2 separate regions of the Homo sapiens genome follow, and region 1 is linked to region 2. The links are chromatin loops, found by intact Hi-C in ENCODE. Cell type or tissue: heart left ventricle. All regions are shown on one strand.

Region 1 (8,000 bases), 360 kb after region 2:
TGGAAAGCATTACCACTGTTAAAACTATCAAAGATTCATTTTATATATCCTTTTTATTAATCTGTTATTACAATTTACTTTATGATGCCTTAAAGAATAAAAGTAATGCAGTAATGAAGCTATAAAATGAAGAGAAAGAAAAAAATTCCTTTGAGTCACTCTCAATTTAATACTACAAAAAGCATTTCTAGTCAGAGAAAGAACTCTACAATCTTTTGCGGACAAGAAGATATGGCATTAAACTGTGGAGTTTTTAAGGGCGAACAGGGATATACTAATTCAATATTTATTCATTCCCATTCTCTTTGTGTGTATGTGTGTGTGACACCTAAAAATATGACACCTAAAACTACTTCCTGGAGGATCAAACAATCCACTCTACAGACTCACCAAAGACATACAAAATGAGGTACATTAAAATATCCAAACACTGCATTTTAAGAGAAAAGAAAGTTCAGTATTAAATCCAAGACTCTCCATCCACTTCCCTGAGCCCCACCCCTACCCATCCTGTCTCTTGACCTTATCCCAGCCTCTGCTCTGACTGCTGAGCCCATGTAGATAAGCTCAACAGTTTAAGCTAAGAATCTGGGGGGAAATGTTACATACAATACACTTTTTACATATGATGCACTCTAAAAAGAAATGCATGTAAGTGATTATTAGAGGAGAGAAAATGGGAAGATACCCATGGTTCTTTCTACACCACTTTATTCCTGTTTTAAATACATAAATTATACGAGGCAAATGCTTAATCATGAGATGCTATGATATTCCACATAGACATATACCCAGTATATATATGGAACAGGAATACAACATTATTAATATGCCCACTCCATATACTCACAAATATGATCCAAATTGCCCTTGCCTAAATTGTCACTTTGAGAGGCAAAAAAGGTTTCCGAAAAGGGGATAGCTTTGAAATCAAAAATCCTTAATTAAAATTACAGCTCTGCTGTTCACAATAGCAAAGACATAGAACCAATCTAAATGCCCATCAGTGATAGACTGGTTAAAGAAAATGTGGTACATATATATACACCATGGAATACTATGCAGCCATAAAAAAGGATGAGTTCATGTCGTTTGCAGGGACATGGATGAAGCTGGAAACCATCATTCTCAGCAAACTAAAACAAGAACAGAAAGCCAAACACCACATGTTCTCACTCATAAGTGGGAGCTGAACAATGAGAACGCATGCACACAGGGAGGGGAACATCACACCCTGGGGCCTGTCGTGGGGTGGGAGGCTACGGGAGGGATAGCATTAGGAGAAATACCTAATGTAGATGACAGATTGGTGGGTGCAGCAAACCACCACGGCACGTGTATACCTACGTGAGAAACCTGTACGTTCTGCACATGCACCCCAGGACTTAAAGTATAATAACGAATAAAATAAATGTTCTAAAATTGAAAAAAAAAATTACAGCTATGCCACTCCCCAGCTGGGTGCCTTGGTCACATTATTTAACCTGAGACTCAGTTTCCTAATCTGTAAAATGCGGAAAATGACACCAACCTTGCAGGGTTCTTGTGAGAATGAGAGATAATGCAGATAAAGCACCTGTCAGGTGGCCATTTCTCAAGATACATAAGAATGACTATGCTCCCTTCTAGGCAGAAGAGAGGATGTTTTGAAATATTTAAGAAGCATAAAAAGTGCTGGGCGCGGTGGCTCACGCCTGTAATCCCAGCACTTTGGGAGGCCGAGGCGGGCGGATCACAAGATCAGGAGGAGATCGAGACCATCCTAGCTAACAGGGTGAAACCCGGTCTCTTCTAAAACCACAAAAAATTAACCGGGCGTGGTGGCGGGCACCTGTAGTCCCAGCTACTTGAGAGGTTGAGGCAGGAGAATGGCGTGAATCCAAGAGGCAGAGCTTGCAGTGAGCCGAGATCGCGCCACTGCACTTCAGTCTGGGTGGCAGAGCGAGACTCCGTCTCAAAAAAAAAAAAAAAAAAAAAAGGTGCATACAAAGTATCATTGCTCAGAGTCAGGGCAATGTCTTAACCTTCTTTATACCTTTCTGAATTTAGCACACTAGAGGAAGCACCTGGTAAATATTTAGTTAATTGTTTCTGAATGAAGTACACATGCGTATTCTTTGGGTCAGGATGCTTAAGCATCTACCTATATCTATTAATACAAGGAGTATATGTAAAGGTTCACGTTTATGTTGGAGAATAACAACAGTCAACTAATTACTGAGGCCCCACTGGGTGCAAAGTACTACATATGTGTATGCTTTGTGCATTTGTGTCTATCTATATTTGTATTATTTCAGAGGTACATAAACACGCATCTCTTGCTTGCACGTTTTGCCCGAGTGCCAAAATGTACCTTTGAGTGTATCTGCATGTGCGGTGCTGCGTGAGTTTCCCAGAAAGGTGCAATAAGTGCTTATGTGTAGTTGAAGCGCACACTATACAGGCATACTGAACATGCACTAGTCTGCCCCCGCGTGAACACGTGTGCCTGGGTGCAAAAAAAATGGCTCTCTGCCGGGTCTGCGCTGTGCCAGGTAGGAGTGGCCTGGCTGTCGGTCGCGTAGCTGACAGCAGTGCGCGGGGGTCTTCGCGGCTGCAGGGCTCCTCGGTCAGTGTGTGCGGGATTCCGGGCGGCCTCGGCGCCCACCAGCAAGCCCCTCACCTCCGCCCAGCCCCTTCGCGTGCCGCCGCCCGACCCCAGCCCAAGAGGCCCCGCCGCGCCGGCGCCCCGGAGGCTCCAGCCCGTACCCCTTGTTGGTGCTTCCGGACAGGGGGCTTCACCCTCGCGAATATCTGGATAGTCTGCTTCACCATCTCCTCCCTGGCTCTGCAATGACCCTTGACCTCTCTCAGGCCCGGGCTGCCAAAACTAACTCCCACCACCTCCGGCGACCCACAGTCTTAGCAACAGTAGCTAGGGACACTACCCAGTGAGCACCTTGGCAGCCAGGATCCCGCCTCCTCCCTCTAATTGGTCGCGACCGGAAGGAGGCCACTACGGGGCGGGGCTAGGGAGGGGAGGGCGGGGGTGGAGAGGAGAGCGCTGCGCATGCGCATGAGCGAGTGTCTGGGCTCTGGGTTTAGCGCCGGACCCGGCCTGGACCGTGTGGTTAAAGGGGAACAACCACCATGCCTTGCCCCGCCCCGCTCATTCACCCATTTTATTCTCCATGCCCTTGCCTTTAAAAAAAAATACAGCACTGGGCCGGGCGTGGTGGCTCATGCTTGTAATCCCAGCAGTTTTTGGGAAGCCGAGGTGGTAGGATCGCTTAGAGCCCAGGAATTTGAGACCAGCCTGGGCAGCATAGTGAGACTCCGTCTCTACAAAAAATACAAAAGTTAGCCAAGCGTGGTGGCGCGCCTGTATCCCAGCTACTCGGGAGGTTGAGGCAGGAGGATCGCTTGAGCCCGGGAGGTCGAAGCTGTAGTGAGCCAAGATTGCAGAACTGCTCCAGCCCACTTGGAGATCACAGTCTGAAGAAGGAGACAGATTTTTTTTTTCCTTCACAAGGTCTCTCAAGTGACAAGGAGACAGATTTTCAACAGGAAATCAAAACCAAGGAATACAAACTATGCCATGATGGAATTAGAAGTGGGGCTAGCTCTGTTTTGGAAAAGGATAAAACTGGATGAAGGGGACTGTTTCCCACACAATGGTCACGGCAAGAAAGGATGAGCTCTTCAAACACTGTTAGCACATGAAAAGATAGTCAACATTATTATCCACGTGGGAAATATAAGTTAAAACCACAATGAGGCATCACTATTCATCTATCAGAATGGCTTAAAAAAAAAAAAAAAAAAAAAAAGTGGCAACACCAGATGCTAGCAAAGATGTGGAGAAACTGAATCAGTTGCACTTTACTGGTAGGAATGTATAATGTAAAACATACACTGTATAAAGGTACAGCCACTCTGGAAAATAGTTTGACAGTTTCTTACAAAACTAAAGGTGCAACTACTCTAAGACACAGCAATTGCACTCTTGGGCATTTATCTCAGATGAATGAAAACGTGTGTTCACACAAAAACCTGCGCATGTGTGTTTATAGTTTTAGCACCTTTATTTGTAATAGCCCCAAACTGGAAAAAAAACCCAGATGTTCTTCAGCTGATAGTTTAAAATAACTGGAATACCATTCAGCAATTAAGAAGGAAGGAAGTGTTGATACACGTAACAAATTGGTTGAATTTTCGGGGAATTATGTTTCATGAAAGAAGCCAGACTCGAAAGCTAACTACCGTATGGTTCTATTACTATTGCCAGGGAGGTGTGCAGGGTATGGTTATAAAAGAAATCCTTGTGATGGGCTGTTCTGTATCTTGACTGTGATGGTGATCACAGAAATCTACACATGTGATAGCATTGCATAGAACAAATTACACACATGTTCAAATAAGCACATGTAAAACTGGCAAAAGTCACATAAAATTGAATAAGATTGATGGATTGTATCAATGTCAATTCCCTGATTTTTATATTGTACTATAGTTATGCAAAACATTACCACTGGGGAAAACTGGGAGATGGGTATACGAGTTCTCTCTGTATTATTTTTTACAAAACAAAAAGTTTATTAAAGACACCCTTTTTTCTTTCTTTCTTTTTTGAGACAAGGTCTTGCTCTGTACCCCAGGCTGGAGTGCAGTGGCATGAACACGGCTCACTGCAGCCTCAACCTCCTGGGCTCAAGCGATTCTCCTGCCTCAGCCCCACAAGTAGCTGGGCTTATAGACATGTGCCATCACACTCAGCTAATTTTTGTATTTTTTGCAGAGACAGGATTTCATCATCTTGCCCAGGCTGGTCTTGAACTCCTGAGGTCAAGCAATCCACCCACCTCAGCCTCCCAAAGTGCAGGGATTACAGCCATGAACCACTGCACCCAGCTGAAAGACACTTAAGAAAACAAAAAGACTAACTACAGATTGGGAGAAAACTTTTGCAAAACACGTATCTTGATAAAGGACTTGCATCCAGAATATATACAAACTGTTAAAACCTAATAATAGAAAAACAAACAATTCATTTGTTTAAGGTGAAGGGAGGGTGCAAAGATTTGAACAAACGCTTCACCAAAGAGGATCTATGGATGGCAAATAAGCACATGAAAAATATGCTCAATATCATTAATCATTAATGAAATGAAATTAAAACCACAATGAGATACCACTACACATCTCTTAGAATGGCGAAAAATAAGAAAATAAAACTGACAAAACTAAGTGCCGACATGGATGCAGAGCATCTAGAACTCTCAAACATCACTGATGAGAAAACAAGATGGACCAGCCACTTTGTAAAATAGTTTTGTAATTTCTTATAAAGTTATACACATACTTACCATATGACACAACAATCCCACTCTTAGTTATTAACCCAAATGAAATGAAAACTATGTTCACATAGAAACCTAAACATGAATGTGTATAGTGGCTTTATTCACAATTGCCAAAAACTGGAAACAAAGTAAATGTTCTTCAGCTGGTAAATAGATAAACAAACTGATATATCTATGCCGTAAAAAGGAATGAATTACAGATGCCTACAACAACATGGTTAAGTCTCACATTTATTATGATGAGTGAAAGATACCAGACTCACTGCGTACTTTATAATTCCATATATAATTGAATTATATATAATATATATCTAATTATATATATCATATATAATATGTTATATATGTTATATATTATATGTCATATATAATTATATTTATATCTGTATATATATATGACATTCGAGAAAAAAAAAAACTGTAAGGATAGAAAACAGATCAGTGGTTTCCAGGTGCTGAGGGTAGGAAAAGGGGTTGACTGCAGATGAACATGGGAGAGTTTTTTGGGGGGTGATGGAACTGTTGCATATTTAGATTGTGGTTGTGGTAACATAAGTATATGCATTTGTTAAAACTCATAGAACTATCTATACACTTAAAAGAGTGAATTATACTGTATATAAACTGTACCACAATAAGAAAAGAAAAAAAAAAGAAGAAGATTGAGTATGAACAGGTGCTGCAATATCAGGAATTGAGAAGAAGAGAGAACCAGGTATTTATTATATAGACTTTGGGGCTTTTTCACCTAGCAAGGAAGAGATGACTCAAGATTGGGTGCAGGTATTCACCTGGACAAGCAAAATAGATGGGAGTGGGAAAAAGGAGGAAATAAGGAGTTGGGGACATGTTAAATTTCAATTGCTTGTGGGACTTCAGAAGTAACTGGATAAGGTTTAGGAGTAAGTTATGGTGGAAATATAGGCTTGGGAGTCATCACAAAGTTTTTTCCAGAAAGTAACCAAGTCACTCACGAGCATCAAGGTTGAAATCCTAACACTGATGGTTGGAGGTGGAAGAGGGGCTGCAAAAGAAGTTGAAGGAAGCAGCCAGAGAGGTCTGAGAGAGAAAAGGGAATGTTATGCCATGGAAGCCAAGGGAAGAGAACATTTTGAGAGGAAAGTATTCAACGGTGTTGAATAGTAAAGACAATGCACTGAAAAACACCCATTTCATTCAGCAACTAGAAAGTCATTAGTAATATAGATTTCAGTGGAGTAGCAGTGTCAGAAGTCAGGTTGCCAGAGGCTGAAGAATAAGTGGGAAGTTAGGAAGTGGAGGCAGTCAAGATAGGCTACTTTTCACAGAAGCCTAGTTGTGAAGGATTGTGAAGAAGCAACACACAGGTGAGAGCTAGAGGAACCCAGCGTACCAGTGGTCTTTGTCCATATCCAAAGGGGTATATCTAATAAACAAGGGGAGGTTGACGGTATGGGGAAGAGAGAAGAGAATGGGTGTTTTCCTCAGATGAGCAATTGCACTTACCAAGAGGGTGTAATGGAAGGTGACAAGGCCAGGGAGCCAAGGGTATTCACAAAGGAGCATTTTAATCATGAAGTCTAGGCTGCTTAAAGATACCTGTGGTCTTTGAAGAAGTGTTGCAAAAGGAAGAAGGGAAATCTGTGGGTCCAGGATGTGGGATCTTTAACAATTCCTGTCTTGAGCTCTGGGTCATACAATTAAATGTTTCGATGGAGAGAAAATGTGGGTTCCAATCCTGCATCTGTCATTCCCAAATCCTGTGTTCATCTTTACTTGTGTGACCTTGGGCAAGTAATTTATGCTTTTAAGTCTCAGTTGCCTCATCCAATAAATGAAGATAGATAATAACAATAGCTACCTCATGGGGTTATCATGGACATGTAATGTGGGCATTAACGTGGTTTCCGGTGAATAGAGAATGCTCATATCTAAAGGGTTCTGACCTGTGGATTGAATTCCTTTGATTGTAAACACCTTCTAAAGAGCAGAAACAATGGCATACATATGCATGTAAGACATATTGGAGATTGCAAACTCAAATGTCTCCTGGGGCCAGACCAATGATGTAAATTCATCAAGCAGACAGGCATATGACAATAGGGAGCGTCATGGTGAACTGGAGACTAGTGCCCCAACTAAAACCATTCACATTCAAAATGGTTACAGCACAGTACTGCCTAAATAAAGCACATTTGCAGGACCATACTTCAACCCCTTTTTCTGTTTCTGGTATAACTGACCTCAGTAACTCCCAGGCCCACTGCCTCTGACAGGTTTACCTAAATCTCAAACAGATGGCTGTAATGTGTACAAAATAGGTTTTGAGATTAAATCTCCAAGTCACAGTGTCTTTCCCACCCCTGGATTTATATTCAGTGTTATTATTTGTATTTTATCTGCTTGTTTAAATGTGAGAATTAAGATGCTTTTCAACTATTTAAAAGATGCTTGAACTTTGTAGTTGCCAAAATAACAGATAATTGTACCAGGCAAATTAGCCAGGGTTTATAAGCCTCAAATCTGAAAGAAATTAAGCTGTGCCTGAAATGAATTAGTCTATCGGTAAGTTAGTTGGATTTGTTTGCTTGTATGTTTCGTTTTGTTTTGTTTTGTTTAAAAAAAAAATGAAACTACGCTCTCGCACTAGTTTTCAAATACCTCTTTAGCTGTTGCTGC
Region 2 (8,000 bases):
CTCAGGGGCAGCATGGAATTGGCCCCTCTGTACCAGTGTATCCCACCATCCCCCTTGCTGTCATCTGGTCCCTTTTGTTTCAGTGACATCCTGTGGGGCAGGGGACACATGGAGCTGACACCCTTGCCTACTCTGGCTTTCGCTGTCTCTGTAAGTCATACACTGTCTGAATGTGTCAGCTTTGCCTGGACACTTCCTGAGTTTCGCTGGTATGACCCTTGTCGACCGGTCAGTGGTGGACTCCCTCGGGCACCAGCTGGGGAAGGCCTCATTCACTGATGAACTTGCCAGGAAGGGCTCTTAACCTGGAGTCCACAGACAGAATCCAGGGGCTCTGCCAATGTGGATGGGAGCCAATCACAGCTGCATTTCCCCTAGCTGCTACCTGAAATTATTTCTTTCAGTGATAAATGCAGACAAGAAACCACAAAAGTATTAGCAATACCTGTGACTTTGTCACCAACGGAAATCAAGCATATTTTCATATCACCTGACAGTTGGTGTAGAGATCTTGAAATATTGTGTCATTTCATCATGACTTTGAAGTTATGATAAATATTGGGCCTACACCTAGATCTTATTAATTAGTGCGTTTTAAAAGTGGTACATGTATTACTATACCATAACTCAAAATATTTTGATAACCGTATTTCATTCTAACTAGTTTTCTTTGTTATCTCGTGTATTTAATTTTATCCAAATATTCTTCTCCATTGTCCTGCCGCGTGGCCACTTGCTATCACACTGGTTATTGCTTGGCTATGTCCTTGGCAAATCATCTTCTCTGGCTCTCAGTTTTCTTGTCCTTAAAATGAAGGGATCAGCCTGTCAGATAATCAGTAAGCATTCTGCCAGCCAGAAAAGGGATCTGATTGTGCGTATTTTAGCACTTCCGCTGTGCCACAACTGAGGTGTTACATGAGGAAAACTGAAACTGGGATTTTGTGCTAACACTTATGGAAAGGTCATTTTAGCCTTCATCAAACAGAAAACTTCTAAGAATTTGTCTAGGAAATATGCAAAAAATTATCTGCAAATATGTTTTGAGTAAAAAACTAGAAACAACCTAAATATTCAGCGATAGGAGATTAAAACATATTTACATGATGGAACAGTAACAGCCATTAAAACAACGCTGTAGGATAATAACATGAAAAAGTAGCCATGCTATACAATTAATTTTTAAAAGCCATTTGCGATACTTGAACAGCTATGTGATTTATTATTATTATTATTATTATTTTGAGACAGGGCCTTGCTCAGTCACCCAGGCTGGAGTGCAGTGGGTCTATCACTGCTCACTGCAGCCTCGACCTCCCAGGCTCAAGCACTCTGCCCATCTCAGACTCCCAGGTAGCTGAGACTATAGGCACATACTACCACATAATTAGCCTGGCTAATTATTTTTATGTTCATTTTGGTAGAGACAGGGTCTTGCCATGTTAACCAGGCTGGTCTTGAACTCCTGGGCTCAGGTGATCAGCCTTCTGAAGTGCTGGGATTACAGGCATGAGCCACCGTGCCCAGCCTGATTCTATTTGTACAAAAACATATGGATATATATGCATAGAAATCAAGGTAAAAGAATATAATCAAACATGTTAATATCAATTACATTTAAGTAGAGGAATTATGGTGATTTTTACTTTCTTCTTTGTGTTTTTCTGCCTAGTAAAATTTCTATAATTCATATTCACATATATATGACTATGATAAGAAAAACAATAAATGTCAGTAGGAAATCAGTGGAGAATATCACACAAAGCATTGGTGGCAAACCCACTGATTTTTGGGAGCTGCATCTTTTATCCCTAATTTTTCCATTAATCAGGCAGAATTTTAGGCATGACAGCAAGGAAACAATGAACCCCTGCCCTTTTGTCATCCTTGTTACTACAGTGAGCACCTGCTTCATGAGCAGGGGCTGAGACCATGGGGGCCTGTGGGTCAAAGCCCCCACTGTGTCTCTTGACAGCCCCAGTGGGGCTGCATGACTGGCCCCTCCCCAGCTTCCCTGATGTTCCCCAGGCCATACCTGCAGGTTGGTGGCCTCCTCTGCCCACCAGACTTCAAACTCTTTCTGTAGCTTCACCTTGGCTTTGTCCATGAGCAGCTGCAAGTGCTCGATCTCCACCTTCAGGGCTTTCAGGCGAGTGAACATTGTTTTATACCTGCGGTGGAATCGGGGAAGAGTCAGGGCACTGCTGTCTTGAAAGCACGGCATGGATGCAGGGCTGTAAATGAATGGGGCCCGTGCCTCAGAATCCCGTCAGAGCTGCCCTGGTGCTCAGGGACTGGGACCCTATAGGAGCTTCGGAGGCCAGGCTATGGCACCAGGGTTTGAGTCCATCACAGAGAAGCAGACGGAGACATTTTGGTCCAGTAGGCCCATGGGAATCTGTGTGTGAGATGAATAGCCTCTCCCCCAAGAATGAGAACTGCCATTTGCTGAGCACTTACTAAGGGATAAGCATTGCTGCAGGCACTCAACATATATAAACTCATTTAATTCTCCTCACAACCCTATGAAGGAGATACTATGATTATCACCTCCATTTTACAGATTCGGAACCTGAGACAGGTATGAAGAGGTTATATAACTTGCTCTATGGGACAGAGATAACTGAGGAGCCAGGATTTGAACCCAGGTGGTCTGGTTCTAGAACCACAGTCTTAACTGCCTCACCATTCCGCTGGCTCACCTTCATGCTGAGGACCAAAAGTAACACTGTGCTTATGAACGCATACATATATTGGTTTTGAGAATGCTATAATGAATCAGAAATTGTCCAATAGGAAACAGTCCAATAGCCAGGCCGAAGAGATAAGTTGGCCTCTAAGGTGACACTGAGATTGGAAATGTGGGCCAAGGGGACAAGATGAAGATGGAGTAGAGACACAAGAAGAATGGGTTGGAGGCTGGGTGTGGTGGTTCACACCTGTAATCCCAGCACTTTGGGAGGCTGAGGCGGGTGGATCACCTGAGGTCAGGAGTTTGAGACCAACCTGAGCCTACATGGTGAAACCGTGTTTCTACTAAAAATACACAATTAGCTGGGTGTTGTGGTGCGTGGCTGTAATCCCAGCTACTCAAGAGGCTGAGGCACGAGAACTGCTTGAACCCGGGAGATGGAGTTTGCAGTGAGCCAAGATCACACCACTGCACTGCAGCCTGGGAAACAAAGTGAGGCTCCATCTCAAAAAAAAAAAAAAAAAAAAAAGCGGGGGGTGTTGGAAAGAAACTAAGGAAAATGAACAGAGCGAGGGAGAAGGTGGACGACTGGCGAGGGCCCCAAGGGAGTGGAGAGCGACAGCAGCGTGTGTGCTCAGGTAGACTTCTGTAGGAAGACACCTGCACATCTGCCAGGAGCGACCTGAAGACCAGCGCCTGGGGCTTTGATCTCCTGGGTGTGCGTCGGGGGGCAGGGGCGGTGGTGCATGCCAGGTCAGCTGGGGGTTGGGGTGGGGCAGGGAGTGTGCTGCAGTGACACCACCAGCTCCTTGAGGCAGGGAAGATGACTGTAGTCTCTCCAGAGCCTACCCATGGCATGGAGGAGATAGCACACATGTGCTAAATGCATCAATGAATGAGTGGATGCAGCTTGATCAGCATGTGGAGCAAGATTCGGTGACCATGCTGTATATCAGGAATGGCTACATGCCTGTTTATGCTTGAGGCTCCTCACTCTGTAAGTGAAGTCGTTTGGAGACCCCAAATGCCTGCGGCTGCGTGAGAGTATGACGTTCTCAGGACTCGGAGGGAAGTGGACTTCAGCCATAGGCACGCGGAAAACCACCGTGGTCATATTTCTTGGCTCCCGTAGGTGGCAGCAGTGGACAAGCCCAGCTGCTTCCCGGGCCTGGCTTGGCTTGTTCTGCATTCTAACCTCACACTGCCTGGGGTCCTGCCTTTCACACCTGCCTGCTCAAAGGCAGCCCCTCCTCCTCCTGCTGTTCTAGGATCCAGCTGCTGGACCCACATCCCTGAGTAGCTGCAGCCCTGGGAAGCTCCAGGACGACACTGAGACCCTGGGAGGCTGGGCTCGGACTGTGTGTGGCTAAAAGGAAGGGCACCTTCTCTTTTCTTCCTCCAGTTGTGATCGCAGCTTCTCCTCCTGCTGGTCTGGCATCAGAGGCACGGCCATGTTTTCCGAGATTCCTGTAGAAGGAAGGTGCCAATGGGATGGTGAGAAAGAAGGGTAAAAGGAAGAGTGTGATATTTGGGCAGATGACAGAGTTCAAGGGCACCCCAAGAAGAAAGGAGCCTCTGTGAGTTCCTTCTGGGGCCTCTTGGTGGCAACCTCTGCTCAGCTGAAAGCCCTGAGAGGAGCAGCTTCCAGGGTTATTGTCCCTCTGCTGTCCCTCCCACTGCCAACATCTGTCACTGGAAGGGAATCTTCCTCTGTGTCTACTAATCCTTTTACTATTGAGCTCATTCATTTCCTGTTGAGTTTCCAGGGAAGACGCAAAATAGCATTTCCCCATCCTCTGATAAAGAGCCCTTCAGGGCCAGGCACAGTGGCTCACGCTTGTAATCCCAGCACTTTGGGAAGCCGAGGCAGGAGGATCACCTGAGGTTAGGAGTTCGAGACTGGCCTGGCCAACATGGTCAAACCCCGTCTCTACTAAAAATACAAAAATTAGCTGGGCGTGGTGGCGGGCGCCTATAATCCCAGCTACTCGGGAGGCTGAGGCAGGAGAATTGCTTGAACATGGGAGGCGGAGGTTGCAGTGAGCCGAGATCATGCCATTGCACTCCAGCTTGGGCAACAAGAGAGAAACTCCATCTCAAACAAACAAACAAAAACAAACAGATAAACAAAAACAAAAGCCCTTCACAAAAAAAGGAAACCTCTCTAAACCATCTGACATCTTTCTCTGCACAAGTGGAGGTGCTTAATTTCCAGCCTCAGAATCGTGTCTCCTGTTTTTCACTCCCTCTGCAGCAGTGGTTCTCAAGCCTGATGAACGCAGGCCATGTTAATTCACAACCAGGGATGAGCCCAAGCCTTGGCGATGGGACCATCATGAGGCCCAGGGGAGGGCTGAGCACGTCAGCAGGGATCAGCTGCTGCGTGTGTCTGCGTCCCTGCTGATGCCGACCTCTGTCTTCCCCCACATGACTGCCACTGGTGCCTGGTTGCCTGCTCTGGCTAGTGTGCTCATCTGAAGCTGGCTGTCTCCTAGCCCAGAGTGTGGGGACTTTTTATTCTTCTAGGAGTCTCTTCGTGGTTGCCCTGCTTTTCTGAGCTCCACAGACAACATCCTAGAAGTCGTACAGCCCTGCTTTTTACTCTATGTAGGGAAGACTCTGCTACAGTCCATGTGCTTCCAGACATGCTCAGACTGAATCCTTATAGCATTTATTTGTGGTAAGTGTTATTATGCCCATTTTACAGATAAGGATATTGAGGTTCAAAGAGGGTAAACTGCCCAAGTTATGTGGCTAACTTCAGGAAACTTGGATTCAAAAATCCCTCGTATAACATTTCTGACAGAGGGTCATCTGCTTTCTGCTCAAATACTTGCAGGGATGAGGAGCTCACTACTTTGCAGGGTAGTGCATTTCATGGCGGACAGCTCTGTTTCCTCCTACTTTTGAGCCAAGACATTTCCCGCTAACTTCTTTTCACCTCTACTTTGGCTCTTTGGAGCAGTGTAGCATATCTTTCTTCTTAATCTGATGGTCCCTTAAATATCTGAACAACAACATCAAAATATCACATGTGTCTGGAACTTTTTTTTTTTTTTGAGATGGAGTCTCGCACTGTCACCAGGCTAGAGTGCAGCAGCGCGATCTCCACTGACTGCAACCTCTGCCTCCCAGGTTCAAGCGATTCTCCTGCCTCAGCCTCCTGAGTAGCTGGGATGTAGTCCATCCCAGGGTGGTGTGGTAGTGGTATGGTGCACACCACCACGCCCAGCTAATTTTTGTATTTTTAGTAGAGATGGGGTTTCACCATGTTGGCCAGGATGGTCTCGATCTCTTGACCTCATGATCCACCCACCTCGGCCTCCTAAAGTGTTGGGATTACAGGTGTGAGCCACCGCGCCCAGCCCCCTTTTTTTTCTTAGACTGACTCCTGCTCAATCCCTCACCTGAAGTCTCAGTGACCTGGTTACTTTCCCATTTATCTTAAGTGTGAAGGCTAGGTCTTGACATAATACTTCCATGGGTCTGAAAGGTATAGAGTAGAGTAGGGCTCCTCTTACCTTTTAAAAATTTAAGCTCTATATTTTTGTAGTAGGTGAATTACTAACAATGACCATTTACTGGGGACTTTCTATGTTCTAAGTTCTGCCAAATTCTACTAGGCACTGGGCTAGGTCCTCCATGTACCCTATTGCTAATTCTCAAAATAACCCTTCAAGGATGGCATTGCCATCTTCTTTCAGCTAGATTCTTGGTCTCAGAGAGGGCCATGGATAACTCAAGGTTACATAGCTACTAAATAGCAGAGCTGGGATGTGAACCCATTTGTTTTTTTCTGATTCCAAGGAGCTAAATGTTTCTACCAGACAGCCTCCCCAACACTGCTTATGATTTTTAGCAGCTCTGTCGTGGTTGGCCCCTATTAAGCTTGTGGTCAGTTTTAAAACTTGCATTTTTTAAAAATAAGTGATTGTTAAAATGCGTCCTGTTTCAGTGTGATTGTCCTTTTGATCCCAAAGGCAACACTTCACATTTATTGGCAGCCTAGTCTGCTGAGAGGTCCTTATTCTGTCACGCCATTATTCTTCCCCTTTGACTCCCTTACCCATTTGTTACCTGTGTCTTTTGTGTCATTAGCTTACTGATAACTATGCTAACTGGATCACGATTCTGTCTGTCATCTTCCAGGTGCCATTGACCCCCCTTTTCCTTATGTCAATTGCCAACTTTAAATCGACAGGCAGAGCAAGTGTCTTATTTCATTATCTAAACACAGGACATGCAGATACCATCAACATCCCACCTGAAGTCCACACTGTCATCTGTGTTGGTGCAATTTATTGGCTCAGATGAGGCAGCCCGCCTGTCCACATCACCCACAGCCCCCCAAGTCTCAGGCACAGGAAGCCCTCAAGGGCAGAGATTGGGGTCCTCCTGCTCTTAGTGTCTTCCCCCAGTGCTGTGTTCAGACTCCATGAGTCACTCCATGAGGGTGACTCAGTGCCTCGCATGTTTGCTGGCCTTGCCTTCTTTGAAAGTCATCAGACATGATAAACTGAAGGAAGTATCTTAATATGAAACCGACAATGGTAGGACTTTCAATGGACAAACAATTCCTTTTTAAAAAGTTTCAGAAATGGGCCCAGGTATCTTCCAGCCTGCTAAAAAAGTAACACTGTGAATTTCCTTCCTCCTTTTAACACTTTTGTCCCCACCCCAAGGACACCCCCAAGAAATTCAGTGAAGCCCCACTCTGCGGTGACTGGCTAGACGTCCTGCTGCAAGCCCAGTACGTGAGAGACTGCTGGAGGCGGGCGGAGGAAGGGCTGCTGGACTCACACAGGGCCATCTCACCCGGCCAGAAGAGGCAGTCTCCAGGCCTTGGTGAACAGACAGCAGAAGGTAGGGGGGACGGCCAGGGCGGCCTGCTTTTCCATTTAAAGGCTGCGGTCACCCCATGTGAACGCAGAGCCCCTCTGTAGGAGGCAGGCTCTTGCCTCAGCCCATGACTGGTTGTCTTTTCCTTGGGCATCTTGCAGGTTCCCTGGCAGGTCACAGAGTCTCAGGTGCCCTGGAAGTGTGTGGGGTGCTCGGGAGCCTTAGGCAAGGAGCACATTCTGAATGCAGCTGACACAAGCACAGAATGATAACATCAACGCCATCTGGGGAGTCGCTTGAGCCCATTCCCTGCGCAACACCACTTTCATTCTCACCACCTCAGCTGGCAGACATGATCACCTCTGCTTCACAATCAGGAAGACCAAGGCTTAGGGTGACTGGGTGGCTTGTGCGATGCCACAAAGCTACCAAATAGCAGCGCCAGGCTTTGGATCCAAGTCTAGTCACT

The links. Hi-C counts contacts between places; a loop is a spot of excess contacts. Peaks named below come from ENCODE experiments on the same cell type or tissue, not always from the same donor. Only the 100,000 strongest peaks of a DNase experiment are listed, where the experiment ranks them.
Region 1: a loop joins it to region 2, with 2.7 times the contacts of the local background. A loop is called at or near these places in 6 of 110 quality-filtered maps.

What each region holds. Positions count from the first base shown.
Region 1 is chr6:39,722,497-39,730,496 of GRCh38, forward strand. KIF6 (kinesin family member 6) reads right to left here and starts at 2,912. Exons shown (of 23, transcript NM_145027.6): 1 at 2,749-2,912. The coding sequence starts at 2,814. RefSeq lists silencers at 2,633-2,702, 2,915-3,246, 2,953-3,152. In heart left ventricle, no CTCF peak of the experiment used is centred here; DNase peaks (open chromatin) are centred at 2,585 and 3,025; H3K4me3 peaks cover 1,278 bases; H3K27ac peaks cover 285 bases.
Region 2 is chr6:39,358,360-39,366,359 of GRCh38, forward strand. It overlaps KIF6 (kinesin family member 6), which reads right to left. Exons shown (of 23, transcript NM_145027.6): 17 at 4,075-4,159; 18 at 2,036-2,171. It overlaps LOC107986594 (a long non-coding RNA gene), which reads left to right. Exons shown (of 4, transcript XR_001744111.2): 3 at 7,375-7,555. Among named protein-coding and RNA genes, the nearest start is that of KCNK16, 40 kb to the left of the region's middle. In heart left ventricle, a CTCF peak has its summit at 3,824 (motif pointing right); DNase peaks (open chromatin) are centred at 3,385 and 3,832; H3K27me3 peaks cover 793 bases.